7 separate regions of the Mus musculus genome follow, and regions 2, 3, 4, 5, 6 and 7 are each linked to region 1. The links are chromatin loops, found by intact Hi-C in ENCODE. Cell type or tissue: heart. All regions are shown on one strand. Region 1 overlaps Rgs6 (regulator of G-protein signaling 6). Region 2 overlaps Rgs6 (regulator of G-protein signaling 6). Region 3 holds the start of Rgs6 (regulator of G-protein signaling 6). Region 4 has its middle 9.1 kb from the start of Rgs6. Region 5 has its middle 30 kb from the start of Rgs6. Region 6 overlaps Rgs6 (regulator of G-protein signaling 6). Region 7 overlaps Rgs6 (regulator of G-protein signaling 6).

Evidence for each region. Peaks named below come from ENCODE experiments on the same cell type or tissue, not always from the same donor. Only the 100,000 strongest peaks of a DNase experiment are listed, where the experiment ranks them.
Region 2: a loop joins it to region 1, with 6 times the contacts of the local background. A loop is called at or near these places in 7 of 42 quality-filtered maps.
Region 3: it touches region 1 in a loop (3.0-fold over the local background); 12 of 42 quality-filtered maps call a loop at or near these places.
Region 4: a loop joins it to region 1, with 2.7 times the contacts of the local background. A loop is called at or near these places in 12 of 42 quality-filtered maps.
Region 5: a loop joins it to region 1, with 2.1 times the contacts of the local background. A loop is called at or near these places in 2 of 42 quality-filtered maps.
Region 6: it touches region 1 in a loop (2.1-fold over the local background); 2 of 42 quality-filtered maps call a loop at or near these places.
Region 7: a loop joins it to region 1, with 7 times the contacts of the local background. A loop is called at or near these places in 13 of 42 quality-filtered maps.

The regions. Positions count from the first base shown.
Region 1 is chr12:82,944,450-82,948,449 of GRCm38, forward strand. The region is part of intron 2 of Rgs6 (regulator of G-protein signaling 6); the gene reads left to right. Among named protein-coding and RNA genes, the nearest start is that of 1700085C21Rik, 7.3 kb to the left of the region's middle. In heart, a CTCF peak has its summit at 2,282 (motif pointing left); a DNase peak (open chromatin) is centred at 2,242; H3K27ac peaks cover 1,005 bases.
Region 2 is chr12:83,016,264-83,020,263 of GRCm38, forward strand. All of the region lies in intron 3 of Rgs6 (regulator of G-protein signaling 6), which reads left to right. Among named protein-coding and RNA genes, the nearest start is that of Gm31308, 14 kb to the left of the region's middle. In heart, a CTCF peak has its summit at 1,955; no DNase peak of the experiment used is centred here; H3K27ac peaks cover 1,289 bases.
Region 3 is chr12:82,614,799-82,618,798 of GRCm38, forward strand. Rgs6 (regulator of G-protein signaling 6) reads left to right here and starts at 2,127. Exons shown (of 17, transcript NM_015812.4): 1 at 2,127-2,585. In heart, a CTCF peak has its summit at 2,097; no DNase peak of the experiment used is centred here; H3K4me3 peaks cover 2,418 bases; H3K27ac peaks cover 1,413 bases.
Region 4 is chr12:82,605,861-82,609,860 of GRCm38, forward strand. No RefSeq gene overlaps it. Among named protein-coding and RNA genes, the nearest start is that of Rgs6, 9.1 kb to the right of the region's middle. In heart, no CTCF peak of the experiment used is centred here; no DNase peak of the experiment used is centred here.
Region 5 is chr12:82,585,237-82,589,236 of GRCm38, forward strand. No RefSeq gene overlaps it. Among named protein-coding and RNA genes, the nearest start is that of Rgs6, 30 kb to the right of the region's middle. In heart, a CTCF peak has its summit at 1,556 (motif pointing right); no DNase peak of the experiment used is centred here; H3K4me3 peaks cover 395 bases; H3K27ac peaks cover 759 bases.
Region 6 is chr12:82,812,998-82,816,997 of GRCm38, forward strand. All of the region lies in intron 2 of Rgs6 (regulator of G-protein signaling 6), which reads left to right. Among named protein-coding and RNA genes, the nearest start is that of Gm22149, 43 kb to the left of the region's middle. In heart, no CTCF peak of the experiment used is centred here; no DNase peak of the experiment used is centred here.
Region 7 is chr12:82,699,236-82,703,235 of GRCm38, forward strand. The region is part of intron 2 of Rgs6 (regulator of G-protein signaling 6); the gene reads left to right. Among named protein-coding and RNA genes, the nearest start is that of Gm22149, 71 kb to the right of the region's middle. In heart, a CTCF peak has its summit at 1,856 (motif pointing right); no DNase peak of the experiment used is centred here; H3K27ac peaks cover 573 bases.

The sequences.
Region 1 (4,000 bases):
AGAAAAATCTAGTTAGGCAGATGTTTCTCTGATGACAAGGAGTATAAACACGACCCTAATGACTGCATTTGTTGAAAGTTACTGGTCGCTCCTGTCAGGACTGTTGCTTTTACTGTCAGTCTTCAGGCTGTATTAAAAAAAAAAATCAAGCATGAAGAGAATTGGCATTTAAAATGTGTTTACTCTTCACCGTCAAGACAAATGGAACCTTTCACTCAAAGTTGAACGAGAAGTCTGATTTGGTGTGGGAAATCACAAAGAACTGGGAATTGACAAATCTGTGGAAGGTCCATCTCATAAAATCCATTAAGAGAGTAGGAGAGATTTTCTTGCCAAGGGTCCTATAGCCGCACAAAATCTATGACTGGACTGCTTTGAAATCATGAGTGTTCTTACACAATAAACTTCAGGAAACCATTCACGGTTGGGCTCATTCTCAGGACAAAAACATCCTTTCTATCCCGTCCCTGGTCCAGTGTTTGATACAATTACTTAGTTTTCCAACCGTTTCCCCGACTCTCACACTTCCGATGCTCTATTATATTTGAACTTAGAAGGTGGTAATTTTTTGACTTCTGTTTTTATTCTTACTGGCTCAACTCCTTTCCTCATTGTTCAGTTTAATGTGTTTGAAAACTGCCTTGAACTGGCCCTTGTGAGGAAAACACCTTCACTGAGGCTCAACTGAGGGCATTCATGCCCTCCCAGGTCCTCTTTCTAGTTGATATTTTGAAGGTTGGTCAGAACAGTCCTTGCATTGCTCACAGTGTTACTATATCCACTATAGAAGCCCAGGGCTGGGGAGATCTAGGTATTCCGTGGAAGAAGATACGTTTAGTTAGAAATTGGCCCTCAGCCGGGCGGTGGTGTCACACGCCTTTAATCCCAGCACTTGGGAGGCAGAGGCAGGCAGATTTCTGAGTTCGAGGCCAACCTGGTCTACAAAGTGAGTTCCAGGACAGCCATGGCTATACAGAGAAACCCTGTCTCGAAAAAGAAGAAGAAGAAGAAGGAGGAGGAGGAGGAGGAGGAGGAGGAGGAGGAAAGGAAGGAAGGAAGGAAGGAAGGAAGGAAGGAAGGAAGGAAGGAAGAAAGAAAGAAAGAAAGAAAGAAAGAAAGAAAGAAAGAAAGAAAGAAAGAAAGAAAGAAAGAAAGAAAGAAAGAAAGAGAAAAAGAAATTGGCCCTCACCGATACTTTTAGGACGCCTTCAGTTTGAACTTAACCTTCCCAGAGCGTCACATGAGTTCATTGGAAGCAACTACATTCACCTGTAAAATCACCATAGCTGGATGGATGGTTTGTAGCTTCCAAGTGTGTGGAAAAGGGAGAAAATTTTGAACCTCAGCTATGTCAAAGGCAGAAAGTTCTGCCGCAGGCCCTGTGCAGAATGTGGGGAGCCTCTGTGTCCAAGGAAAAAGACATGGGCAAGAGGGCAGTTATGGTGAACACTCCTCTAACTTCTGCTCTTTACCAGGTGACCACAAATTCTTCAACCCAGCCCCTATTCTCTTCACCCAAGTCCTTGCTCAACCCCCGGCCCCCAGCCAGGCTGAGGCCAATCCACTCGCAGGTGACATCTTACCAGACTGCATTACCTGTGTTGTGATGGCCAGGCCCACAATTGTTAGTGAGCTCCCTGCGTTGGCCTCCACAGCCCTGTTCTTCTGTCAGCAGGCAGGCTATGGTGGCAGCTGTTCGTCCCTCACTTATCCTGTCCTTTCCCTCTTCCCATATAAGAGAATGTAACTACATTGTCATTTGTTTGTATGCCATCTGCTTTGTATTAAAAGTCTAAGCAGAATTTCTTGCCCACTAGATTTAGAGTTTTCACAAACGAGGTCTGTGTCTTATTCCTCTTCGTAACCCTGTGACCCCCCCCCCAGAGTTATCTATCTGAAGCCAGTGTTGAGAAGTATTCGCTGAACAATCTCTACTTTCCGTGGCCACAAATAAGGGCAGCGTGACACCCACACCTCCCACTACCAAGGAGACAAAAGGAATAGCAAAAAGAAAAAAGAAAGAAGGAGGAGGAAGAAGAGGAAGAGGGGGAGGAGGAGGAAGAGAAGGAGGAAGAAAAGGGAGAGGAGGAGGAGGAGGAGGAGGAGGCTGCAAAACCCAGGCGAGCAGAACGATGACATTAAAAATGGCTGAGATTCTGAAAATCGCCCAAATCTAGAGTCTAGAAAGTGAGTAGGTCCTGCCAACAAGGCAGATCTTTCCCTTCTGTGTTGAGCGGACTTCTTTTCCCACCAGATTGTTTTAACGGTGCCCTCTGCAGGCCATTTTCAAAACTGCAGCATTTGCCTCCTTTAAAGCTCACCTCTTGGCTTAGGGATCCTCTCTGAATAAATAGTTGACTTCTAAATTTACCTGAATGCAGTTACATCAGGAGGATGTTTCCTTAGTGAAATTCTCTCAGAACCCTTCCCACTATTACAGATAAAGGGGAGAAAACTGTTTCAGTGAGTACAGGCATACACCATATCTCCTCTCATGTTTGTAGATGTATAGCTTGTTATATTATTATGTATATTCTATACACATTTCAAATATTGTATACATGTATCTGTAATATTTATCATAACATATATGTGTGTGTACATATATGTTTGAAGAAAACAGACTTATCAGGAGGCATTAGCTTGTACAGTTATAGAGACCAACAAATCCCAAGGTCTGCAATGTAAGTCTGCAAGCTTAAGACATAAGAGAGCTGGCAGTGTGAATCCAAGGCCTGGAAAAGTAGAACTGAAGCTTCAAATGCAGTGTAAATATGTGTGTTCAGGACACAGGATGGGCTGATGTGCATCTGGAGGAAGGAGTTTTTCCCTCTTCCTTTTCCCAGCTTCTTTATGCTCTTAATGAATGGGGTCTCCATAGTGGTAGTTATCAAAAGCACTATATAATAATAAGGAGGACAATATGCCCTGACTCAGTCTACCCAGTCAAATGTTTACCTCCTCCCAGAAATAGCCTCCCAGATGCACCAGAATAATGTTCAAACAGCTGGGTGCCTGTGTCCAGCCAAGCTTGGTACCTAACGCTAACTCTCGCCATTCGTTTACAAACAGGTGTCCAGCGCTCACAGTTGTGGCTTGTTTTCAAAAGTAGGTTCTAGGTCTGTGTTAGTGTCCGCCAGTCTGTAGCCACAGCAGAGCACAGACACTGAGTGGGAGCACATCACTTAGGACCATTTTCTCACAGCAAGTAGAAACTCATTCACTCTCTCAGCCTAATGGAGGAGCGTCTGAAACCGGTTTCATTGAGTTCCGCTCAAACACGATCTGTGTAAATGGGAGGGGAATGGCTTGACTTTCTTGGCTCATCAATAAGGACAACCTTGGATCTACCTGTCACTCAAAGCAGTAGTGCCGCATAGCTCAAGCATCACCGCAGTAGCCTGGGCCCGGGACTGGGACTGGGAGTGGTTGGTGGGAACAACCCAACAGAGATGTCCATCAGGTAACTGGTCCACAAAAGCAGAATCCTCTGAAGAGTAAAGCTCCCTGGTTAGGGGTCTATCAGACATTGTTGGAGTTTGGATAGAAAATATCCTCCTTCCCCTAAAAAGGTTCATGTGGTGAGGCCTGAGGGTTTGGACATGAGCTGATACAGTTATTTTGGAAAGTTCTGGAATGTTTAGGGGGAGGGAGCTACCAGGAGGAAGTGACTCACTGAGAGGCAGGTCTTTAGGGACATATTGTCCCTGGCGCTTTAGCCTCCTCTATGGGCTTCCTATATACCACAAAAACTCCCAACCACCATAGCGTTCTGTCCAAACACAGGGCCAAGCAACTGTGGCCCGAGACCTCTGAAATCAGGAGCCTAAGTAAACCCTTCCTTGCCTTCAAGTCGTCTATGTTGTGTGTTTACAGCAATCACAGTGACTGTAGAGTCCTCCTTTTCTTTTCTCAGCCACGACCTTAAACTGTTCAGTTCAAGATAACCTTGAACTTCTGACCCTCCTGCAGGATCACAAGCACATGCCAGCTTGTCTGA
Region 2 (4,000 bases), 72 kb after region 1:
CCCACCTCTCCCCCGCCCCCCAATCCCCACCAGCAGCATCAGAGACATCTACAGGACACACATAACATGGTCATATGGTCGTTCATTGCCACTGTTGAACTTCAAACAGCCTCTTTATCAGGAAACAGAACTGGGAAAGGAAAGAAGAAAATCAGAACAAGGTCTTGAAGAGAGGACTTCCATGGGAATTCTCTGAAGTCAGGGAAACACTGGGCAGATGCTGTGTCAACATCACGCTTCTGTCGCTGAGCTTGGACCCCAGAGAAGGTCTCAGTACGCTGCAGTTCTCCTTACCTGATTTCATTATTTTCTTCTCTTCTTGTGTCCTTGAATCTCAGCAGATGAAGGGCAAATCTGCTGAGAAAGATGTGTGTCATGAGGGGTTGGGTGACTTTCAGCCGTCACACCATCCTGATAAGAAGCCTGGCTGGCGCCAACAAGGGGCAAGAGGACACTCCCATATCAAACCATGCCATTTAGCAAATGGCCAGTGGCGGGCTGAAATGATTGCAAGTTAATCTGTTTCCCATGCACTCACAGCCTCTGCCAAGCAGTGGTTCTGTCTGAGGTTCTGAAGGCAGGGCCCACTCTGGGAGTGGCTAACCCAGGTTCATCTCCCAGACATCTGCAGCAGACACCAGCTGAATGAGAGGTCTGAATGGGCTAAGATCCTGATACCTGGCATGAAGTCCAGCAAGATTTGTATTTTAATGAATAGTTGTGAAAATACTATTTGAAACCAGCATTCAGTGAGAACATGTCACAAATTGCATGCTTTTCCAAGTTTAAAGGCTAGCTCTCCCACCCCCTCCCTCAAGGAAGCCATACAACATGGCTAGTGTCCTTATCTTCCTAAAGAAGCAAGGAGCAACAGAGAATTGAGAAACTTGCTCGGTCAGGCTTTGAACTCTGGCTCTCTGGCTGCAGAGAAGGGGGACCAATAACCGTTGTGCAAGGCTGCCTACGTCGTAAGATCCTGATTACATGAGAACGCCAGAGTCCAAATCCTGTTTGGTGAGCATCACTATTTCAGCTGAGAGCAGATGCCCCACAGGCAGCCCCATGTGTATGTGTATCTACTCCTTAATTCAATCTGCCAACGTCTGCTTCCTGCTGGGTACTGGCCACTAAGGCTGGAACCAGATGCTCTGATGCAGATGAGCACTGCGGAGTATTTGGAGGCGGGGACTCTGCACCTATGAGATTCAGGAAGACCTGTCCAAGGAGACTGTCCCACATTTCCTTTGCAGTACTCCCTTGCATAGCATTTGGACCTTGGGTTCCCAGGATGCCCAAGGATGGCTTCTTCGTTAGCCAGTTCTCTCTGTGCATTTACGGTTGTGTTCTTCGAGTTGGTAATAACCCAAGCTTGACCCTGCCTGCCAGCAAGAATTAGCACCATTTCATATGGAGAAAGGCTGAAGATTTGGGGATCGAGATCTGCACAAACAGGAGAAAGAGGGGCCCTGCTCAGCAGTCTCCTTTCACTATGAACTACGACCTAGTTCCACTTTAATCACCAATTGTCACTCTCTCATATCTCCAGAAGCTTGGTGGTTCCTGCCTCTTCTCCCACTGTCACCTAACGTCTAAAACTTCTTTCCTGTCTACCCACATTTCTTCCTTTGTAACTTTTGGACATTCACAATTGACGTGGTAATTTTACCCATAGACCCAGAAGTTCCAGGAGCACTTGAAAACCCCTCACAAGTGACTATAACCACACTTTTCCCTTGACCTTCATTTCTGGCTTCTGGAAAATACTATAAATGACATCAAACAGACTTCAGATCTGTACCTTTCTAACCAAGAAGTTAAGTAGCCTTCAGAACATCAATGATAATTAATTTAAGTGAAATACAAAATCAATACCACTATCCTAGATTCCCAGTCTGTTTAGAAAGCAGCTCACCAACTCAAGCGGCTTTCAAAGACAACAGTGACCCCGTGTGGTGGTTTTGTGTATTGCATAGCAAGAAGGACTAAAAGTACAGAATGTGGGCAGAAGCAAAGCCCTCCTCGCTCAAACCTAAATCATTTCTACATTAAGCCAACAGGCTGTTTCTGCCAAAAAGATGGATGTGGCAAGATTCTTTTGTAAGATGGGACTTTTTTTTGAATTTGTGAAGAATCTCTTTTCTCCGTGAAGCCAGTCCAGGCAATGTGGGGAGCTCACATAATTTCCAGGGCTGGAGAGAGTCCATGAGAAGGGAAAGGGCTGGAGAGAGGAAGGAGCTACAGAAGGGGGCAGGCAGCACGGAGGGAAGGGGAAGAGCACAGTGGTCTGGGCGGCCTGGTACAGACAAGAAACGGGGTCACACTCATCTCGCAAACAAAATGTGATCGTCCGCATAGCCTATGCATACATGTTCACATGTATTCATGTGCACATACATGTGTGGACACACATGAACATGTATGCATACACTATGCAACACAAGGTCAACACAAGATGTTTTCCTTAATCGATATCCGCTTTATTTTGTGAAGCAAAGTTTTTCACTAAACCTAGAGCTCAAAGATGCCGCTAAATTAACCTGCTAGTAAGCTCTAGGAATCTCCCTGTGTCCGGGTCCCCAAAACTAGACTTACAGGTATGTACCAGGTATGTACCATACACCCATCCTTTATGTGGATGCTGGGAATTCACTCGGGTCTTCACGCTCGTGCAGCAAGCATTTTACTGAGCCATCTCTCCAACGCCCGGTAGTTTGCATTTTTCAAACTAGGTAAGAGGTGACACTGGTCCCTCATATCAAGGTACAGTGGCAAAGGAGAGCCACCCAAGAGCAGAATCCACAGTGAGCAGATTCCCGTTTCCCACTACAAGGGGACTTGGCTTGAAGTTGAGGCAATTTCTCTCTCCCAACTTTCAGCTGCCTGGGTGATGTCCCTCCAGAGGCCTCTACATCTGCCTGGCCTCCGGGGTTCAAGGGTTGACCAACACAGGGTTTGAGACCTAAAGCTGTGTGCCCCTTCTCAGAACCAGAGATGTTACAGTTTGGACATAAAATGTCCCCCTACCCCAGATTTAAACACTTGGTCCCCAGCTGCTGGCAGTTAGGAGATTGTAGACCCTTTGGGGTCTGGGTCCAGGCTGGGAGCAGAGGATCATGGGGAGGTGAGCCTTGAGAGCTATAATCACCTCTGGTTCTGATCTGAGACTGGTGTATCCTTTCTCTAGCCTGTCTGCCAAGGTGTGAGAATCCCAGGCTATATGTTTCCACTACTGTAACATGTCTTCCTGCCTGGTGAACCATGTGTATCCCTTGAAACCATAAACCAACATAAACCTCTTCCTAGAGTGTGTCTACCGGTTATGTTACTACAATAGCAAGGCAGCGGGAGTACAGTGGGGCTCTAAAGGGGAGAAAGTGGTCCTCACTGGTCCCTCTTGCTGATACCAAACTTTCTCTGAGTAGCCACCCTCTTGACGCTTCTACCCGCTCTCTGTGTGCTTAAGGGAGCAAGACTCCAATTCCTCATCTGGAAAATGGGACTGATACTTCCTAGAGAACTCACATAATCCTCACGAAACTCTTATATTATTGTACAGACTTACATGAGAGTTACACTTTGGTGTAAATAAGCATATGGGATGACATAAAGGTGTCTGATACTGTATTGTATATCATAATGGAGCAGCAGGGTAATCTAATAATTCTTTGTTACTATCTGCAATCCTGGAAAACCAAGCCTAAGGAAATGAGAAGTCTGAAGCCAAGCTTTGGGGATGTGGCCTTACAGGCTAGATAGAGTTGAACCAGTGAGAGAGCTAAGTCCTATGTTTCCTTTCGACAATGAATGAATGAATGCATGAGTGAATGAATGAATGAATGAGTGAATGAATGAATGAATGAATGAATGCTTAGTTCTTGGCCTATGAGCTGGCCCTGGAAATACAGAGCATCTCCTGTCCTAGGTAGAGTGACCTCAGCCCTCATTGGTGTTTGGAACAGGGAGTAGGGGTCCACCAATACCATGGTGTGTCCTCACCAGG
Region 3 (4,000 bases), 330 kb before region 1:
CATCTTTTCCAGAGGTGCTGAATTTGGTTCCAAGAACCCTCATTCTGGCTCACAACCAGCTCTAACTCTGGTCCCAGGGGATCTGTCACCTCTTCTGGCCTCCAGCTGGTATTGCACACACAGGGTACACATACATGCAGGCAAAACATCCATACACATAAAATTAAATGAAGACAAAGTCTTTGTTGTTCATCTTGGCGAAGAGAACAATTATACCTCAGTGTATCTTTTTAAGCCATCTCTTCTGAAGTCATATTGAATTACAAAACACATTACACGAGCAGGTGGACAGACTAGTTCGTTTGTTCACTTTATTTGGGTGTTCCTAGTTTCCAACCATCTGTGAATAAGTAACAAATGACTGTGTATTAGGCACTTTCTCTTCCCAGTGGCAAAATACTGGAGACAAACAATTTACAAGAAGGAAAGACTTCTTTTGGCGTCAAGTTTCAGAGATTTTTAGCCTATGGTTTTTTGGTCTTGTGCTTCAAGCTACTGTCTTGGAGGATGCTGGTAGGAGACCTGTATACTGCGTGGAGACTGAGGGAGGAGCTAGTCTCATCATACACCCTTCAGTGGGACCCCTCCATGGACCCAGCTTCCTTCTACTGGGTCCCACCTCTGACTTAAAGTGCTTACCCCTACCAATAGGGCACACACAGGGTTCCTAGGCACATCTTATCTCCAACTTACACTCACTGACCCCTTCAGACTTCAGAGTACAGTTCCTAAAAACAGGTCACTCTTAGTGTGGCTAGCACACTAGCTTTATGTGAGGAAACAACACAGACATGTCTATTTTCTTGAATCAGTATATTATAGAAATCCATGGTTATAGGTGTTATTTACAGGGGTTGGATCCTACCCAAGGCCACCTTCTGAGTTAGCAGCCTTGTCCTCGGGCCTCGCTCAATCAGAAGCCATCTTTAACAATCTGCCATTTTAGAAGAATGGATTTACATTCAGAAGAATCTATTTACCTTTAACTGATGTTCTTTGTTATTTGCATATTTATGCACAGCAGTGTTGACAAACATGCATATTGCCAAGGAAACTTTAAATTTTCACCCCCAGAGCCATAAAGATGAAGAGTCCAGATCATTCATCCCCAATGACTTGGAGTAATTTATTTATTTTTTTCTGTGATTAATACACTAAAGTATAAATTACTGATTTATTATTGGTGTTGGTAACATTGACATACATACACATCTACTGGTAACTATTTAGTACCAACCACCTTGTCCTACCTCCAACTACAGTTCCCTAAAATAATTTGAGACAGGCCTTCATGTAGTCCAGTGTGACTCACGGACTCCCTAAGTAGCCAAAGCTGGCCTCGAACTTCTGTTCTTTCTGCTTCCAGCCCCTGAGTATTACAGGTGGATACCATCTCTGTCGGGGTTTACTCAGTGCTGGGGAAAGCACTATATTAGGTGAGCTACATCTGCAACCCAGTCATAAGTCATCAAAAATCACGTTTCAGGACTCTCAGGTTAAAATGTCCATTCAAGTTACCCTTGTTCATTTGAATGTCAAAGCTTCTCTTCTTGCCCAAGGATATTGTGCATAGTTTCCCCCTTAGATTCCCTTTTGTATTGTTTCAAGATAGTATCAACCACAAAGCGCTCCCAACGCTGTGTGGTGTAAACGTTGAATAAATAAAACCACGAGATTAGCAACAATATCTCTGACGAACGCACTGGCTCATTTTAATTTAGAGGGCGCCAGCCCCACGTCAGTGAGGGATTCAAAAGCTACCGGGACAGCACCTCAGGCCAGAATCGTGAGCACCTTGGCGCCACTAAAGTTTCAGTACACGGTCATCCTGGCAGCAAGGAGAGGAGCCTTGGCTTGTTTAACACAGTCCCTCAGTTTTCTAGGTAGCTGCTCGGTTGCCTGGAATCTGCAGATTATTTTTTTCCTCGCTTGCTGCACAGGGCCTGATCCGTACCCCGGGCGGCGCCGGGACAGGTGAGCCTGGCGGCGGCGACCTAAGAACGTGCTCAGGTGTCAGGGTCCCGCTCATAGCGCGTGGCTCAGGCCAGGTGCGGGCGCCCAGGTGCGCGGCGCGAGGCTGCAGCTGCTCTGGGTCCCCGACAGCGGGCGCCGCTGCGGCAGCGGCCGAGCCGAGCGCCTGGGCTGCGCGACTCCGGGCAGCTCCTTGGCGATCGGCCCCCACCGGGTGGCCAAGAACTCCGCCCGGGGGCGCCCCGGGGTCCCTGTTGCTGCGGGCGCCGAGGGGGCGGTTCCGGTCCGGACCAGCGAGGGGCGAGGGAAACACCCCGGGAGCCCCGCGCCCTGGCACCATGAGACCCGCCGCGCCTCCTCCCGGGTCCGGAGCTGTACAGTGTGCTCGCTGAGCCCCCTGCGGTCGCCGCCTCGTAGAGTGGCACCAAGAAGGTGGAAGAGGAGGAGAAGGCGACACTCGGGAGAGCAGTGCCCGGACAGATTTGGCCGCTCCTCCACCCCCCGAGAGCTGGCGACTCCCGGGTTCCCCAGCCTTATCATGAGCCGGGCGCCAGCCGGGCTTTAGGAGAAACTGAGACGCCGGAGCGAGTCGAGACAATTCTTTGGTTGCTAAGGTAATTGTAGTTGGACAAAAAAGGGACAAGAAAAGAACCCGGAGGAAAAGGAATGGAAGCCGCACCCGCGCCCCGATCTGTGTGGCTTGCATTCCTCGGGGGTGGGCGCTTGTCCATTTCGGATGCGTGACAGGTGCGGGTGTGTGTCTGCAGTTTGGGACTGTGCAGGGCGAGCTTACGTAAGTGACTCGGCGAGCTGGCATGCGGACTTGTGTGGGATGGGTGCAGGTCTGCGTGGAAATCGCCTTCCCGGCTTTGGGGTGGGACGCGCTCCGAGCCTGGGCCTGGAGGGCGTGCGGGGCCCCGAAGGCTTTCTCTTCTTCCCAGCCATCCGCTCGGAGAGCGCAGGTGGGGGAATCTACCTCCAGCAACTTTTCCTGAGAATAAGCTCCCGATTTGTGGGTTGAAAGGGCGAGGCTCCGTGGTGAGGTGAGGACCGCAGGGGCGGGTGGTGAGGTCTGAGGCTTGGGAGTTGCTTTCACAGACGGTAGGTATAGGCTTTTCTGAGCAGGTCAGGCTGCTTAAAAAGTGTGATGAGGGAAGTGACCCAGAAAATTTAAATTTGTTCAGAGGAAAAGCTGCGGGTTTTCATTCTTTTTTAATTTGACAAAGTGGGTGCGTTTTCTCTCTCACGGAGACAGTGGCATTTCTAAGTCTGCAAATAAATTGAACATGTTTTGAATCTCGTTGGTTTGGAATTATTCTCGCAGCATCAGTGCCTGCTTAGAAACTGGACCTGTAGGTAAGTTCTGATAAAAGCCCTTTAGCAGCCCTAAAGGAAAACTTGAAAGGCAACCAGGAGGAGGTTAAAGCCCACCATTTCATCTTTTTCTCTCCAGGGAGAATGGGAGAGTAAGACCTGGGTTGGTGTTTATCAGGCTGTTAGAGGATGGGTTGCCAGTATGTGCGCGATGCGTCGAAGCCCTTTGCTGTCCGAGGATAGTACACTATAAACAAGGCTCCCACAAGTCAGTTTCACAACTAGGTAGATGGGCAATTGTGTGGAGTTGGATCTGGGCTGCCTGAAAGTTTCTGTGACTTCTATATTTATTCTTGCTCTGAACTTACTTTGCATTAGAAGGGACGTATCCCTTCAAAGTGGAGAACAGAGGGAAACAGGACAGTTCCCACAGACACACCTTTGTAAGCCAAAGCCTTTATGCACGGGTACTGCAGAGATGATAAATTGTTTGAGTTCTTTCGCTGCTAGGGCTGTTAATCTAAATCGTGTAGCTACCGAGGTGATCTTGGGCACTGTAAGCTCCAGTGTGGGGAAAGCTTCCTTCCACTAACTCCTTCCTTCCCTAAAGCAGCTGTAGAGTTTAGAAATGTCAGCTGTCGGGAGGTATTCCGGTGAAGGTGTTTTTCTTTCCATAGTCTTAACTTTGCTCTTCATTCACCTTCTGAAATTTCAG
Region 4 (4,000 bases), 340 kb before region 1:
AGCTTTTAAACCCATATGTCAATGAGATGTGTGTGTGTGCATGCATGAGTGTGTGTGTGTGTGTGTGTGTGTGTGAGATGTTTAATGGACACATGAGTAGCATTTAATGTTTGAAACACTCTTACTAGGAATGCTTACTTGAAGGAGTTGCCTGAGGTTTCTAGAGTACCCTATCTAGAGTGGATATGTGGGGTGGAGAGATGGCTCAGCAGTTAAGAGGACACTCTCTGCTCTTGCAGAGAACTCAGGTTCAGTTCCCAGCACCCATGTCAGGAAGCTCGCAGCTGCCTGTAACTCCAGTTCCAGGGAATCTGGCATCTTTTGGCCTCTGCAGGTATTGCACTCACATACACCTATCACACACATACCCATAGAATGAAAAGTAAAAATAATAAAGTTTATATGAGTGTGGTATGGGTCAAAGTTCTTATATACACCTTCAACTATATATCCAACCAACATTGAAGGCTGTGTTAATTTTTGTGATGGTTTGAATGAGAATGGCCCAGACAGACTCATATGTCTCAGTGCTTGGTCCCCAGATGTTGGAACTGTTTTGTAAGGATTAGGCGGTGTGGCTTTGTTAGAGGAGGTGTGTCACAGGGGGTGGGCTTTGAGGTTTCAAAAGCCCATTCTATTTCAGTTATTTCTCTCTCTGCCTTGTGGTTGGTTGTTGTCTCAACATGGAAATTCTCAGCAACTGCTCCAGCATCATGCCTGCCTGTCTGCTGCCATGCTCCCCACCATGATGGTCATGGGATCACCCTCTGAAACTGTAAGCAAGCCCCCAACTAAGTGCTTTCTTTCGTAAGTTGTCTTGGTCATGGTGTCTCTTCACAGCACCAGAGTAATAACTAAGACAATTTCCATAAGATGAATATTATAGTTAGTTTTCTATTGATAAAATGAATGGCAGTACACTATATGTGGGTAAGCTAGATATGTAGCTGAGTGGTAGAGTTCTTGCCTAGCATATCTGAGGCTCTAAGTTCGGTTTCCAGTACCACAAACCAAATCAAAACAGAATGATTTGCAAATAAATGGAAAATTTGTACATGTAGTTCAGCCTTGCATAACTCGTTGTCCTGCTGTAGGCCAAGGCAATCCATAATGCCTCTTATTAATGCAGGCCTAGGAGATCCTTGTCTGTAGAGTAGAGAGGAGGAGCCTGTGGTCCTGATTGATCTGCACCATCAACAGAACATCTGCGAGGCAGGCTCATAGCATTATCCAGACCAAAGAGTCTAGCAAGGGATCTACTTTTGGTAGCTGTTGTGTTTATTTCTTAAAAGGAGAAGAGTTATCATGTCAACAATGAGGAAGAGCTAAGACTAAGAACAGTGAGGAGAGGGCTAGGTTAGGGTGGCTGATGAATTAAATGTGTGTGATGGAGCCTAGGTCAATTGAAGAAGAGGCAGGAAACAGACTTTTGGAAAATAGGTCAGAACACAGAGAAATGGGAATAAGAAAGTATTTTGTGTTAATTGAAAAGACCTCAAAAGCTTTTCTGATAATTCTTTCTTGTAAAAATAATAAGATCTACTCAGGGCATTTCTGGTTAAAGCATTTTATACACTGTCTGCTCATGTGTACATAAAACCTAATGGAAGCCTTTGGGTCTTGCTGGAAGTCAGGCTAAAATACATCAATGCCCAGGCAATGCTTTTTTATATGCCCCAAAAGTATAGACAACAAAAGCAAAAACTAGACAAATGGAATTATACCAAACTAAAAAGCTTCTTACAGTTAGGGGAGCAATCAGTAGAGCAAGTGAGGCAACAATTCTGAGAGAGAGGGAGATGGGGGAGAGGGAGAGGGAGATGGGGGAGAGGAAGAGGGAGATGGGGGAGAGGGAGAGGGAGATGGGGGAGAGGGAGATGGGGGAGAGGGAGAGGGAGATGGGGGAGAGGGAGAGGGAGAGGGAGAGGGAGAGGGAGGAGAGGGAGAGGGAGAGGGAGAGGGAGAGGGAGAGGGAGAGGGAGAGGGAGAGGGAGAGGGAGAGGGAGAGGGAGAGGGAGAGGGAGAGGGAGAGGGAGAGGGAGAGGGAGAGGGAGAGGGAGAGGGAGCGATTGCAAAATAGATTGGGAAAGAGGCCAGTGTCCAAAATACACACAGAACCAACTCAATAGCAAGAAAACAAATAGAGCCATTGAAAAGTAAACAAAGTACCTGACTGGCTATTCCTCCAAAGAATATATCAAGATTACCAGTAGAAATATGAAAAAAAATAACACCATTAGCTGTCAGAGAAATGCAAATGCCATCCATCCAGAGATACCATATCACCCAGTTACAATGGGTGTTATCTCAATGGCAAAAGTGAGAGGTGTTGGCAAGGATGTGGAGGAAAGGAAGTTGCTGTACCCAATTGATGGGAATGCAAATTAGCACGGTACAGTAGGGGCTGGGTGTAGTGGCACATACCTATAATTCCTAGCACTCAGGAGGTTGAAACACGAGGACTATCTCCTCTGAGCATTAACCCAGAAGATATGAAATTGGTAGGTCAAAAATATGTATATGTGTGTCTGTATGTATGTTCATTGCCACAACAGCCAAGACACAGAAACAAATTAAGTCTCCATCAACAAATGAGTGGATAGAAAATATGATTTATCTATGCAGCAAAGTATTATCCCTCCTGAACAAACAAAAAGATTTAGGGCTGGGGGAAAAGTGGTTAAAGCGCTTGGTATACAAACATGGTATCTGAAGTTTCAGTTTCCAGAAGCCATGTAAAGACGAGCATGACAGTTCACCTGTAATCCCAATCACTGATGGTAGAATCAGGATCCACAGAGCAAGCCAGCTTTGACTAGCGATTGAGAGACCCTGCCTCAATGAATAAGGGGGAAGAACAGTTGAGGATGATCTCTGACATTAACTTCATGTTTCCATGTGAACAAGCACCCATGTGCATGTACCCCTTACATGTGCACACACACACAATGAAACACACATGTGTAACAGGTGCAACACAGTACACATACAAAACTGGAAAAAAAGGGGGGGGGGAGAAGAGAAAGAGTCTCTCATTTGTAGTAACACAGTATTATGCCAAATATAACAAGTCAGACAATTACACACATAACGTGGGCTAAATATGGACTCTGAAAAATATCGATTCTGGAGACTAAGAGGTGAGCAGTAGAGAGATGCTGGCCAGAGGGTACAAAGCATGTTTATAGGAGATAAAATGATCTCTCTGCGTGTGGTGTGCATAGTACATGTATATGAGTGTGCCACTGTGCATGTATGACGGAGCCAGAGGGGGATGTTGGCTTTCCTCTACCCATCTCTGCCTCATTCCTTTGAGACAGGGTCTCTCACTGAACCCGAATGTCACTTATCTTCCAGCTAGCCTGTCAAGTCCCCACGGCCATTGTCTCTCTGTTCTCTATGGAATTAGAAGGAGACATGTAGCTGTGACTGGCTTTTAACATCGGTGCTGGGGGTCCAAGTGCAGGTCTTCGTCATTACAAAGCAAGCATCTTTCCCCACTGAGCCATCTACCCAACAGTTGCAAGATATAATTAAACAAACGTTAGTTCCCAATTCCCAGCTTAGTGCCTCTTACGAGAACTCTAATAGTGATGTTATCAGAATGACCCTGGGACACTTATATGGGGTCATCTCCATGTTTGCTCATATGTGACTTAACACATGTCAAGATTCTCCCACAAGTTTACATTCTAATTTGTTCTCTGTAGAGAAAGTCACGGCCACAGGAAATCCTCTAAGTTCAATCGCATGTATTTTATATCCTTTGGCCTCTCCTAGTCACACCCATTTTATATCTATCTCATCAACTCTTCCTACTTGATTTGCTAGACCTAATGGCTGGAGACATAGGTCTGTCCTCAAGCAAGCCTGCTCTATCTCACAGTCTCTGCTGTGGTAGCTGGCTCTGCCTTTTCCCCCTTATTTTAAGGTATGATCACTGTTGTCAACAGAACATCATCTTGTGCCGGGCTGGATTCCTATCAAGGCTGACATCCTT
Region 5 (4,000 bases), 360 kb before region 1:
CACTGGAACATGGCCATTGGCCTTGTGCCCTGGGCATCCTTACCCTTCTCCCCCATTTATTCACTGAGCAAGTGTCAGATGAATCAGCTCAAAATTTAACTCTTTGCCCTTTGGAAATTTGGACTTACATTCTCCCATCTAAGTACTAACTAACTGGGGCCCAACCTTGCTTGCCTTCTGAGATATAACAGGATCCGTGCATTCAAGGCGGTATGGCTGTAGATAAACTTAACTTCTCTCTTTCTTCCGTGGTTTTAGAAGGGCTATAGATTTACAAAAATTCAGCACAAATCAGAGATCAGAACCATATATTTGACCAGAACATCACTAACTAGTTAAACATGTCCCTCTTTCCCCCTCTTCTCTTAGAGAAAGGAGGATTTCGACATGGCCTGCTCTTCTCTTGTAGGGTAAACTTATCTGTCTTATGTCATTCCATGCCAGTGTCGCATCTGGGCCATTAAACAAATACTTCAAAGGATTTCTTTAATTTTAGTGGGGTCATTGATAGGTATGCAAATAAGAACTCCCAGGGGAAAAAGCTGTGATTACAAAGGTTGATTGGCTGAACTAAATGATGTAGAGAAGTTGGAATGTAGCCAGTCTAGAGTCACAATATCTTAGGAGGCTGGGTGGTAGTGGCAGCACATACCTTTAATTCTAGCACTTGGGAGGTAGAGGCAGGCAGATCTCTGTAAGTTCAGGGCTAGCCTTGTCTACAGAGCGAGTTCCAGGGCAGCCTGGGCTATACAGAGAAACCCTATCTTCAAAAGCAAAAAATATCTTGTGGGTATCTTTTACCCACTTAACAGCAACTTATTGTCCTCCTCTTTATGTGATTTAATGTCTTTGTGACAATTAGGTAAATTCCTTGGGACTTACAAGCAGACAATTTCAAATAACCAAGGAGCTGAGAATATCCACACATAGCATCTAAGGCCAATAGCAAAATTTTGCTGTCTCCTATAACTGTCTACCTGATACACCCATCCATGTAGTCAAAACTGCTGTTTTATGGCCTTCTTTGTTCTGTTTCTAAAAAAGCCCATGGGATTGCTACATCATTAGAACACGGCATTTGGGGAACCTCGGATCTGTGCTTTCTAACCACACTCACAATTTGACTTCAGAATAAACCGTCTCTTTAATGTGAGGACTGTTTCTTTGGCTGACAGTTTTGATACTCGAGGCTGAAGGAGGAGTAAGAACATAGGCACAGGAGCTAACTTGGAAAAATAATAAGCCTTTCCCATGCCCTGTGACCTCAAAATAGTAGCTCCCTTCTGGCAGCTCTCTGAACCCTGATCTGACCCTGTTCCCATGCCTGCCGTGAGGAAGCTGGCTTTCCTGTCACTTGCCGGCAGACAAATGTCACAACGTTTGTAGATTTCTCATGGAGCTCTGCATATCCCTACGGCAATCACCAACTAAAAAACACTTAAGAAAGTTCAAGATTGTGACAATAATAGCTCATTCTTCACAGGGTGGGCTGGATCTCCCAGCTGCTGATGGCTGCTACTCCTTTAGCGCAGGTGGCCGGGGCGCTGTCTGTCCAGCAGAGGGCACAGGCCCACCTCATCCCCAAACAAAGGACTGGTTCCTATGGTTGAGGGAGGAAAGGTCTCTTCCCCTTGTCTCTGGTCCCTCTGCTGTCCTGTGCCTGGTTTGTAACTGTTCTCTTTGCCTTGGATTTCTTGAGATTTCGGTTGGGAGGTGAGCCTTTGATGCCTGGGTTGCCTCTCTAGCTCATCCTTCAGTTTTCTTAAAGCTTCATGGATAAAGTTACATCCAGGCTCCTCCTGTATCATTCCCCATCCTCCACTCCGCTCTTCTTCCACAAATCTCCAGGATACAAGAGACCACCCCAGATTCATCTGGATTGAACTATTAAAAGATAAGCATTTCAACCCAATTAAAAAAAAAACAATATTTGATCTCTTTGGTTTTGTGTTTCTGTAATTAAAAAGTTGTATGTATGTATGTGTGTATGTATGTATGTATGTATGTATGTATGTATGTATGCATGTATGTATGTATGTATTTGTGTATGTGTGTGCGTGTGCATATCACAGTACATGTGTGGAAGTCAGAGGACCACTTGTGGCAGTGATTTCTCTCACCTCATCACGTGGGTTCTGAGCTCAAGCTTAGGCCTCAGGCTTAGCAGCAAGCAGAGTTACCCCCTGAGTCTTCCTGCTGGTCCTTTGGGTCTCATGTAGCTCAGACTGGCCACAGATCTCTACGTAGCTCAGGATGACCTTGACCTCCTGAGAGACTCAGTCTCTCAAGTGCTGGAATTACAGGCATGAGCCATTATACCCAGTAAGTCGTTTCGTTTCGCTTGGGAGACCAGGTGGAATTCATCAGGGTACCTGCTCTCCGGGAAGCAGTTTATAATGACAAGCATCACACTAATGAAATCCCACAGTTCTAGGGAGTAAATGTTATGTATGGACATTGTCAACCAAAGGACTGAGGCCTGGCCAGTGTAGGGCCAGGAATCAGTTCACAGGGCAAGACTGGGGGTGGGAGGGGAGTGTTCCCAACGGCTTGGCTTAGCTATGCTAATTTTTCCTTTGTGAAACTAGGACATGCAGACACCACCACCTACCCTCTCCTGTAAGCCAAGTCCTGCCATACTGTAGCAGTGTACAGTACAGGTTGCATATTGGCTAATACCTCCTCGTGATGTGAGATCTCCTCTTCCCTCAGAAATCTTTAAGATTAGACACCTTGCTTTGTCTGTCAGAACCGAAGGGTCTTCCTTCAGACCCCTACTGTACTGTTTGCTGCTGTGTTAATACATCTCTTGACTCAGGATCTCCCCACCCCTACCGCTGCTCCCACCCAAACCTCACAAGTCATACAAGCCTTAAATAATTTTTGTCTGGAGATTAGCCCTGCTCCCTCTATGACTACTGGACATTTCAAGAATGCCAGGCAGCATATTGGGTACTGAGCATGCACAAACAGATGTAGCCTACTGCTCTCATGGGCTGCTCTCTGGAGAGTTAATCCCGTTAATCAATTAATCATTGACCAAATGTGCAAATGCAGCCCAGATCTGTCCTGCAGAGGAGAGGATGGAAGCAGACAGATGAAGGGATTTGGACTTGTTTGTGACATTGGGAGTGAGCATCCTTTTTGAAAACATTGAGGTCTGAACCATCAGTCAGAATTGGGCAAAGGGATGGCCTTGCATGCATGGAGATCAGAAGATTCCTGGGGCATGGTCGGCAGAAGGTACTAGAAGACCTGAGTAGGAACGGGAAGTCCCCAGGGAGGGAGGGGGACTGAAGAAGCTTGGGAACAGCTCAGGAAGGTCCTTGCTGTGGCTCTGGCAAGGATGTGGTCTTTCTAGGAGCCACAGAAAGTGGCTGAACAAGTTCAATGCATGGTGGCAATGATGGTGATGGTGGGGTATGGTTGTTTTGGTGACACTGTGATGTGGGGAGGGTGGAGAGGCGAGAAGAGCAGGAAGGAGGGTAAAAAAAATGACAAGAGGGTTGAGTCAAGTTGGCAGTAGTGCAGGCCAGAGGGACTTACAGTTGAAATCGGAACTAGGCATAGCGGCACACACCTGGGAGCCAGCACTCAGAAAGTGGAGGCAAGGGGGTGAAGTCAGCCTAGGTCATACAGAAAATCAAAGAAAAAAAAAGGTAAAAGAGAAAGAAAAAGGAGGCGCGGCAGCTTGAAATCCACAAAGCCTGTTTGCACAGGAATCACCCATCCATCCATCGTCACCTTCAAGCCTCCTCGAGTGTAAATGTGACAGGAGCCTGAAGGTGGCAGGTCCACTGATGCGTGCGGGAGCAGAGCAACGCTCAGTTATGTTTATCCGAGCAAACATCCCTGGTGCTGGACCCCAAGGAGCCTTTTCCAGCCCTCCTGCATCTTCAGCATGAGCAGGCACTGAAGATGAAGCTGGGGTGGTGGTGGTGCGGGGGGGGGGGGGGTGGTGGTGGGGGCTGGGGAAGGCAGGCGTCCAGGTTATTTTTAG
Region 6 (4,000 bases), 130 kb before region 1:
CTGGCCATCCTGGAACTTGCTCTGTAGATCAGGCTGTCCTTGAACTCAGAGAGATCTGCCTGCCTTTGCTTTCCAAGTGCTGGGATTAAAAGCCTATGCTACCACAGCCCAACAAAACTAATATTCTTAACCTTTCATCATGCCCTGGACTTATGGTATAGTTTCTACTGAGTTGAAGTTCACCCTTTTGTTGCCTCATCTACTCCCTTAACACAGAGGATTGGCAAGAGCTGTTTCTCTACCCACAAGGCAATTCTGCATCTATTTCTCCACTATCCAACAATCTCCTCTTAACCATAGCCTCTTCAGGGAAGTCCTTTGCTCCCAGACAGACAAGATTCCTCTATTATATACCTCATGTCACTCACTTTACTGGTAATTGAACAAAAATGGCCAAATGATTCAGGAAGGTCTGCTCTGCCAAGCCCATCAAGGCATGTTGCCTTCTCTTGCTATCCACCCTCTTATCCACCCTCTTCCCTGTTCTTAGCCTTATAGGGAATGCATGGGAAGTATCAACTGGGGCCATGAGGCATCCATCAGGCCTGCGGTTTCATTCTAGCACAGCATTTACGCCAAATAGGCTTCAATACATTAGGAATGAATGGAGAATGCAGTGTATAAGACTTAGAAGAGAGAGAGTTGGACTCCAAATCTCAAAAATAGAGCAAGTTCTCCAAGGGATATGGTTAGGTTTGTTGAAAGCGAGTAGAAAGCAAAACATGGGCTACAACTTTGCAAACTTTTGATTCAAGAGCAGCTAACTTTATATTAGTTTGCTTTCCCTTTGTTTTTGCCATTTATGATTCCAAACATTGTCAAATGGAAATTATTTAAAAAAATAAGATTAAGTGGGAAGACAGTAGCCTTATGAAATTGTGTACTTCAGACCAATTTGTTGTGGCTATATTTTTTTTCTCTGACTTTTGACAATGAAAAATTTCTAGACTAAAGCTCCTGGGAATTATGATGACCCTGTAAACATAAAATGATCCTGTATGTCTGGCCGTGGGCCACCATTCTTTAAAGCTATTCAGAAAAAAAATTTCCTAGTCTTTCCAATGTCTCAGTAACCTTGAAATCTTTTTGAAGATGAGTCTCCATTTTCATAGATCCCTGGGATTCTTCACTTTGAATCCTGTAAAAGTCCTATGCCTGAGCTGCTGCCTATAAATCTATCATTAGTGTAATAATAACTCTTATGGTGGGAATAAATTGTATCAATATTAAAACAAACATTTTGCTAACCTCCATATAACCTCCTGACCAAATGGTTGGGGCGGTCTCTTATGTATAATCCCATGGCAGAAACTGTTACAGGAAATATTAAAAAAAACAAAGAAGAACCAGCTCGTTCCAGCATTCGTGCTGCCAAATCTCTGCCATGGCGGCCTGGCCAGCCATGCACTGGGGGCAATGGCCAACCTGTTTTTATCTCATGGAGACTCTCTGGCCCGACACTCCCAAAATGTCTTCACCCAGCTCACTAAGTTCCCACTGGCGGGTCGTTACCATGCCAGTCCCATGCTTCCAAATCCTCCATGACCTTTGTGGTGCACATCAGGCAAACTCATGCTTTGCTGCTGTACCTTTCTCTCTTGAACCCAGAGGAGCCTCCACATGAGGAAAAATGCAACAAAAACTTAGTTCAGAAACAATGTTCACTCAACCTCTGGATACAACAACTAAAACCTAATCTTGTAAGCCTTATTAAAATCTGATTCCTCTTAGCGAATCCTTGTGGATCTGCCATGATACCAGGAAACTCTAGCAGCTAGATCTTGCCCATATGCTGTCCCCATTCCTAAAGGACCTAACTCTCTCCTGCTTCCTCTCTTCCCCCATCCAACCCAGAAGTCTCACCCACTCGCCCAGTGATTGGCTCCTTTATTCACCAGGGGACTGGTTCACAAGAAGCCACCTGAGTACATGACTCATTCTTCATTCCAGACAACCTCTCCCGGGAGAGCAGAATTAACATAAAAGTACAAGCAGCGCAAGCCATCCACAAGAAACAAATGTTCTTTAACCAGCAAATGAAGTACAAGAAATGAGTAGAAGAAAGAGCTAGCTTCCTCCTCCTTTTCATTGTGTATATCTCTAGGAGAAGTTTCCTTAATCATCATCTCTTGAGGTATATAATGGAGGAATCTTGTCTGTCTGGGAGCAAAGGACTTCCCTGAAGAGGCTATGTTTAAGGAGCAATCGTCGATTTGTTGAGAAATAGGTGTAGAATTGTCTTGTGGGTAGAGAAACAGCTCTTGGCAATCCTCTGTGTTAAGGGAATAGATGGGGCAACAAAAAGATTGTTCAAGGTCACCATGCTGGAGCCTATAAGACATGGGAAGAACATGGAATGAGAGCCAACTGCAGTGGGAGGTAGAGGATAACAACTGCTGGAGCTATTGTATTGTATTGTATTGTATTGTATTGTATTGTTTTGTATTGTATTGTTCAAGGCCATAGAGAGGTAAGAAATTATTGATGACCGGAAGTCCATTAGGACACACTGTAGTTCGGGTGCCAGGTGGCAAAGAGTTGGTGGATACAATGAGGAAAGGATGAGTAGGTGGAATTCAGAGCCATAAAGGAGGTAGGATCAATAGAATTGGAATCAGTTGAATTTATGGAGTAAGAGTGTTAACCCTACCTCCTGACTTCTCGTGGCTGTAGCATTCATCCAGAGAAAGCGGATATAAAATAAGGATCAGAGAAAAGACTGAGTTTTATTTAGAGCATATTGAATTTGAAGCACATCAGAGCGACATCATAAAGTTGCCATTTGTTACTCGGTCCAACAAATAAATGGATCTTAGGAAGATAGTATGGCTGGATGCTAGACATTCCAGATTTCTCATAATGTACAAGAAACTCACAAGCTATGGTTTTAAGTATTTTGCTCATGAAATTGTGATTTTGGCAGGCCTTGATGTGGACAGCTCTCTCTGCTTCTCTTGGCATTAGAGTGTGTATCTTGAAGACTAGGGTGAGATCACCAAAGCTTACTTACTGTTGTGTCCAGGATGGATGTTGGAGGATACTGAGATAGGGCTAGTGTCCTTTGCATGTGGATGCCTGGCTCCTTCAGAGCTCGGTAACTGTGATTCAGTGTAAGTTGTAGTGTGAGAGTTGCAGAGAGATTACGTCATCTTTGATGATGTAGATTCTGAAGTTACTAAGCCTCATTTCCATTGCATCCTACTCATCTGAGGTGAGTCACTTTGCTGGCTGTGTTCAGGAGAGCAACTGGAGTCTAAGTTTAAAAGTAATAATGAGTTCATGAATCCTTTGGGAATGTACTTTGATCATATTCATACCCACACCACCCCAACCCCTTCCAGATCCTTCCTCACCTCCCTACCCACCCAACTAAATGTGTTTGTTCTCTCTCCCTCCCTCTCTCCTCCCTCTTCCCTCCCTCTCCCTCCCTCCTTCTTTCCCTCGCTCCCTCTCTCTCTGTCTGTCCATTGGTCTGTCTGTCTCTTTCTTTAAGTCAAGTTTGTGCCAGCAGGCTCCTCTCAGGTCTGGCACCTGCCCTGAAGTGTGTTCAGTATGTCAGATATCACACCATATCAGAAAATTGACTTTCATTCTCCCAACAGCAAACAAATGCCAGTAGCCGCCACCCCCCCTCCCCAGCCCCCAGCTAAGGCTGGGACTTCATGCCCATATCCCCTTATCTATGCTGGGAGTTTGTCTGGCTTGAGCTTGTGCAGGTCTTAAGTGTGCTGTAAGTTTCCCGTGAATTCATATGTGCATCTGCTCTGTTGTGTCTTGAAGTCACCCTTCACCTCCAGCTGTTGCAATCTGTCTTCCTGCCCTCCCGCATGGTGCCATGACGACATCACATTTGGGACGGATCGTGGAGTCTTACCTGTTCATAGGAGGAGTGCCGAAGAGTCGGAGAAAGTGCCTTAGCACCATACACGGAGTCTCCATGGTCTGTGGTCAGATAAGAGAGCTGGCTGGAGGAAGATGTTTGGGTATAACTCGAGTGCCT
Region 7 (4,000 bases), 250 kb before region 1:
TGGTAGCCAAACACTGACTTAGCCTAAGTACCTCCCCTTTCCCCTCTCCCTTCAGTACTTCTGGCCTCTCCCAGGATGAACGGTCTTAACCTCACTGCGCTGTTTTCTGTGCTGCCAGTTGGACAGGTCCGGGGCTCCATACTGTGGAGGGAGACCTCTCCAGCTGGCTGGGCTTAGCTCTGTCTCAGAGGGGGCCACACTTATTAATCTCTGTGACTCTGCTTGATCCCCTCATTTTTCTTCCTTTTGCTGGCAAGTCACAGACTGTTCTCCGAGGTTCGGTGCCGCCCAGCTGCCTTCCTCCTTTTGCTAGTTTCTGGAGATACTCACCTATAAATACTAATGTTTATGGAGTCAGCCTCAAGTTTCTAGGCTCTGTGCAAAGTGTGCCGATAATAACAACTGGTGTTTATTAAGCAGCTACTGTGTGCCAGCAACTGTTTTAGGTACAGGGATGGGAAGCAAGCAGCACACAGCCATCCCCCTTGCAGGCAGTCTATCAACCCATCAGCAAACAAGCAGATGGTGCCAAGGAGTGACATGGGATCTGAGGAGGAGAGGAGGCCTGGCTGGAAAGTGTCTTTGGGGGCTGGGGCTTCCGGGTGATAGTTTATCTCGGGAAGGGATATTGGGAGAGCACATTTGGGGATGCAGGTGAAAAGTCAGAGCAGTTGCTTCTTCTAAGCTCACACCTGCTTCCTATCCCAGCTCATGCCCCCATCTACCCTAGCTCACACTACATCTATCCTGGCTCACGCCCCATATCCTTTCTTTCTTTCCTCCATGCCAGTCTGTGACTCCAGCCTCCACATTCCACTGGAAAGGGTGGCTTCCCTGTTTGAGGGCAATTTCAACTTTAGAGGATGCCCTTGGCCCCCAAGTACCCATGGCTCTCACTGTATCAACCCATCTTTCTCATTGGTACCCTTAGTGTTCTTATTATACCCGTGATCTTACCTGCTGAGAAAACTTGGACACCTTGAAGAGAACAACTTTCCTAAGCAGTGGACTTAGGACACAGAAACTCATTTCATGAGCACTCGCCAGGGCTCCAAACCCATTCGCTAGAGCTCCTTCTTCTAAATTGCCTCCAGCTACGCAAGAAAGCCAATTTCCTTTTTTTAATAGCTGCGACTCATTTTCGGATTCACAATGGCATGAACCCTGTCCAGACGCCCGTCTGAGTCATTATTAGGGACTCTATTTAAAATGTGGCTATTTCCTTACATTAGTCAGATCATCCCCACAGATTAAAAGGAGTGGGTTCACTAGAATGTGTCACAGGATGTCGAAATCAGAGTTCTGATGAGAGTGGGGGTCCCTTGTGTCTTGACCACCCACCTGCTTCTTTGAGGGAGGAAAGGAGAGCGTAAGAGTGAGAGGAGACGCCTTCAGAGGGGGTTAAAACTCCAGTGAAAATAAAGAATGCAGGGCCCCTGTCATTTTAGGTTTCCTTGGGGAAAGACCTAGCAAGACAGTTGATTTAAAACTGGAAAGGGCCCTGGTTGGCAATGACTGGGAAGATTGATGACAGCGGTGGGAGGAATAAGGTAGAAAGGAGAGCCATTTGTGCTAATAATTCTTCTCAGGCAAAAGAGGGGCTTTAATAGAAGGCTGGGATACCAAGGATGTGGTCCAAGTTAGACCTTACTCTTCTGTCTTCTTGGCTCAGTTGCGCTGGCGATAAGCTCTCTGCATCCTGCCACCGAGTCTTATCTTACTGGTGTCTCTGTACCTCCCACACTCTCTGGCCCATGATAAGGGCTCAGGAGAATTTTGTTGAATGAATGTAAAGTGTGGTAGTTGGAGAGGTGGAAAGTTTTGGCAAAGTGCGTGTTGTCATTTCTGGTAGTGACCACCAGGTGGTGCCTTCCTAGAGCAGGAGCAAATGAGGCCCTGACTATGGCAGATGGGAGAGACAAACTGTTCTCCTACGTGTCCATCAGGGTCCATCACAGGTTGACTGTGCATAGAGAACTCAGCTGTGTGACAGGCACCAACTGTTCTTATTTAGGTCAAATTTACAGGCACACAGTATTCTTACAGAAGGCTTTCCTTTAGGGCTATATTCTTGGAAGTGAATTCTAGCTAGGCTAGCTGGGTGGATTCCTTGTGAGCCATTGCTGGTCCTCCAAGATGGCACATACCTTGTTGTTTCTCTGCTTTCTCTGAAACTCCTCCCAAAACCACGTGCAGATTTGTGCCCAGCTCTCGGTGTCTCGGGGTTAAGTATCTGGTAGCCCTGTGGATTTCGGGTCCGTGTCTGTGGTTTCTAAGTGGAATTCTCAGGGTAGGCCCACAAAGGAGTGAAGATAAACCAGCTTGGCAGGTTTACTCAGCTTTTCAAGAGAAGCAGAGACCAAGTGGGTGACACAGAGAGGGCCCTGGTCCAGGGCTCCGTGCCCATAGGCCATAGAGTAATCTGCATCACAGTTTATGAATAATGCAGCCTAATGTGGCCCAGGCAGTGGGATCCAGGGACCACAATCTAAAGAAATTCAGGTAATGCGAAGCCAAGTCATATAGATATGGAATCCTGCTGTTCACTTTAGAGTTAGAAGATTCGCTCAGCTCTCAGCCATTCTCGAAGAACTGCAAAAGATTAAATACTTAGCCCAAGGCTTCTCGGCACTCAGAAAACTAATGGAAGGTGATGGAGATTCAGAATGCCCAGATCGGGGACAGTGATGCTGGAGAGAGCACACGTGTCCTTCCCTAAGCACATCTGGTAGGAAGGACACTGAGAGAAGGTGGGTTAAGTCTACATAGAACTGGAGCACTATCGCTTTGCCAGGATGAGAAGAGGCAAAGGAGCAGAGTGGCTGGACTTTTCCTTGAACCAGTAAGAGCCACCTTCCCCGTGTGGTTGAGACCAGTGTGTGAGCATCTCCTTCAACACTGCTATGCCACTATCTCTGCATGTTAGGCTCAGGTCTTTGTTAGGTGAACACCGAATTGTACAGGGTTAATCAAATGAATAGATCTGTAGTGACATTTTTAGTAATTATAGAATTTTGATTTCTTTTTTTGAATTTTTTTAATTAGGTATTTATTTCATTTACATTTCCAATGCTATCCCAAAAGCCCCCCATACCCTCCCCCACCTACTCCCCCACCCACTCACTCCCACTTCTTGGCCCTGGCATTCCCCTGTACTGAGACATATAAAGCTTGCACGACCAAGGGGCCTCTCTTTCCACTGATGGCCGACTAGGCCATCTTCTGATACATATGCAGCTACAGACACGAGCTCCACACGAGCTCCAGGGGGTACTGATTAGATCATATTGTTGTTCCACCTATAGGGTTGCAGATCCCCCCACCTCCTTGGGTACTTTCTCTAGCTCTTCCATTGGGGGCCCTGTGATCCATCCAATAGCTGACTGTGAGCATCCACTTCTGTGTTTGCTAGGCCCTGGCATAGTCTCACAAGAGACAGCTATATCAGGGTCCTTTCAGCAAAATCTTGCTAGTGTATGCAATGGTGTCAACGTTTGGAGGCTGATTATGGGATGGATCTCTGGGTATGGCAGTCTCTAGATGGTCCATCCTTTCGTCTCAGCCCAAACTTTGTCTCTGTAACTCCTTCCATGGGTGTTTTGTTCCCAATTCTAAGAAGGGGCAAAGTATCCACACTTTGGTCTTCTTCATTCTTCTTGAGTTTCATGTGTTTCTCAAATTGTATCTTATATCTTGGGTATTCTAAGTTTCTGGGCTAATATCCACTTATCAGAGAGTACATATCATGTGAGTTCTTTTGTGAATGTGTTACCTCACTCAGGATGATGCTCTCCAGTTCCATCCATTTGCCTAGGAATTTCATAAATTCATTCTTTTTAATAGCTGAGTAGTATTCCCTTGTGTAAATGTACCACACTTTCTGTATCCATTCCTCTGTTGAGGTGCATCTGGGTTCTTTCCAGCTTCTGGCTATTATAAATAAGGCTGCTATGAACATAGTGGAGCCTGTGTCCTTCTTACCAGTTGAAACATCTTCTGG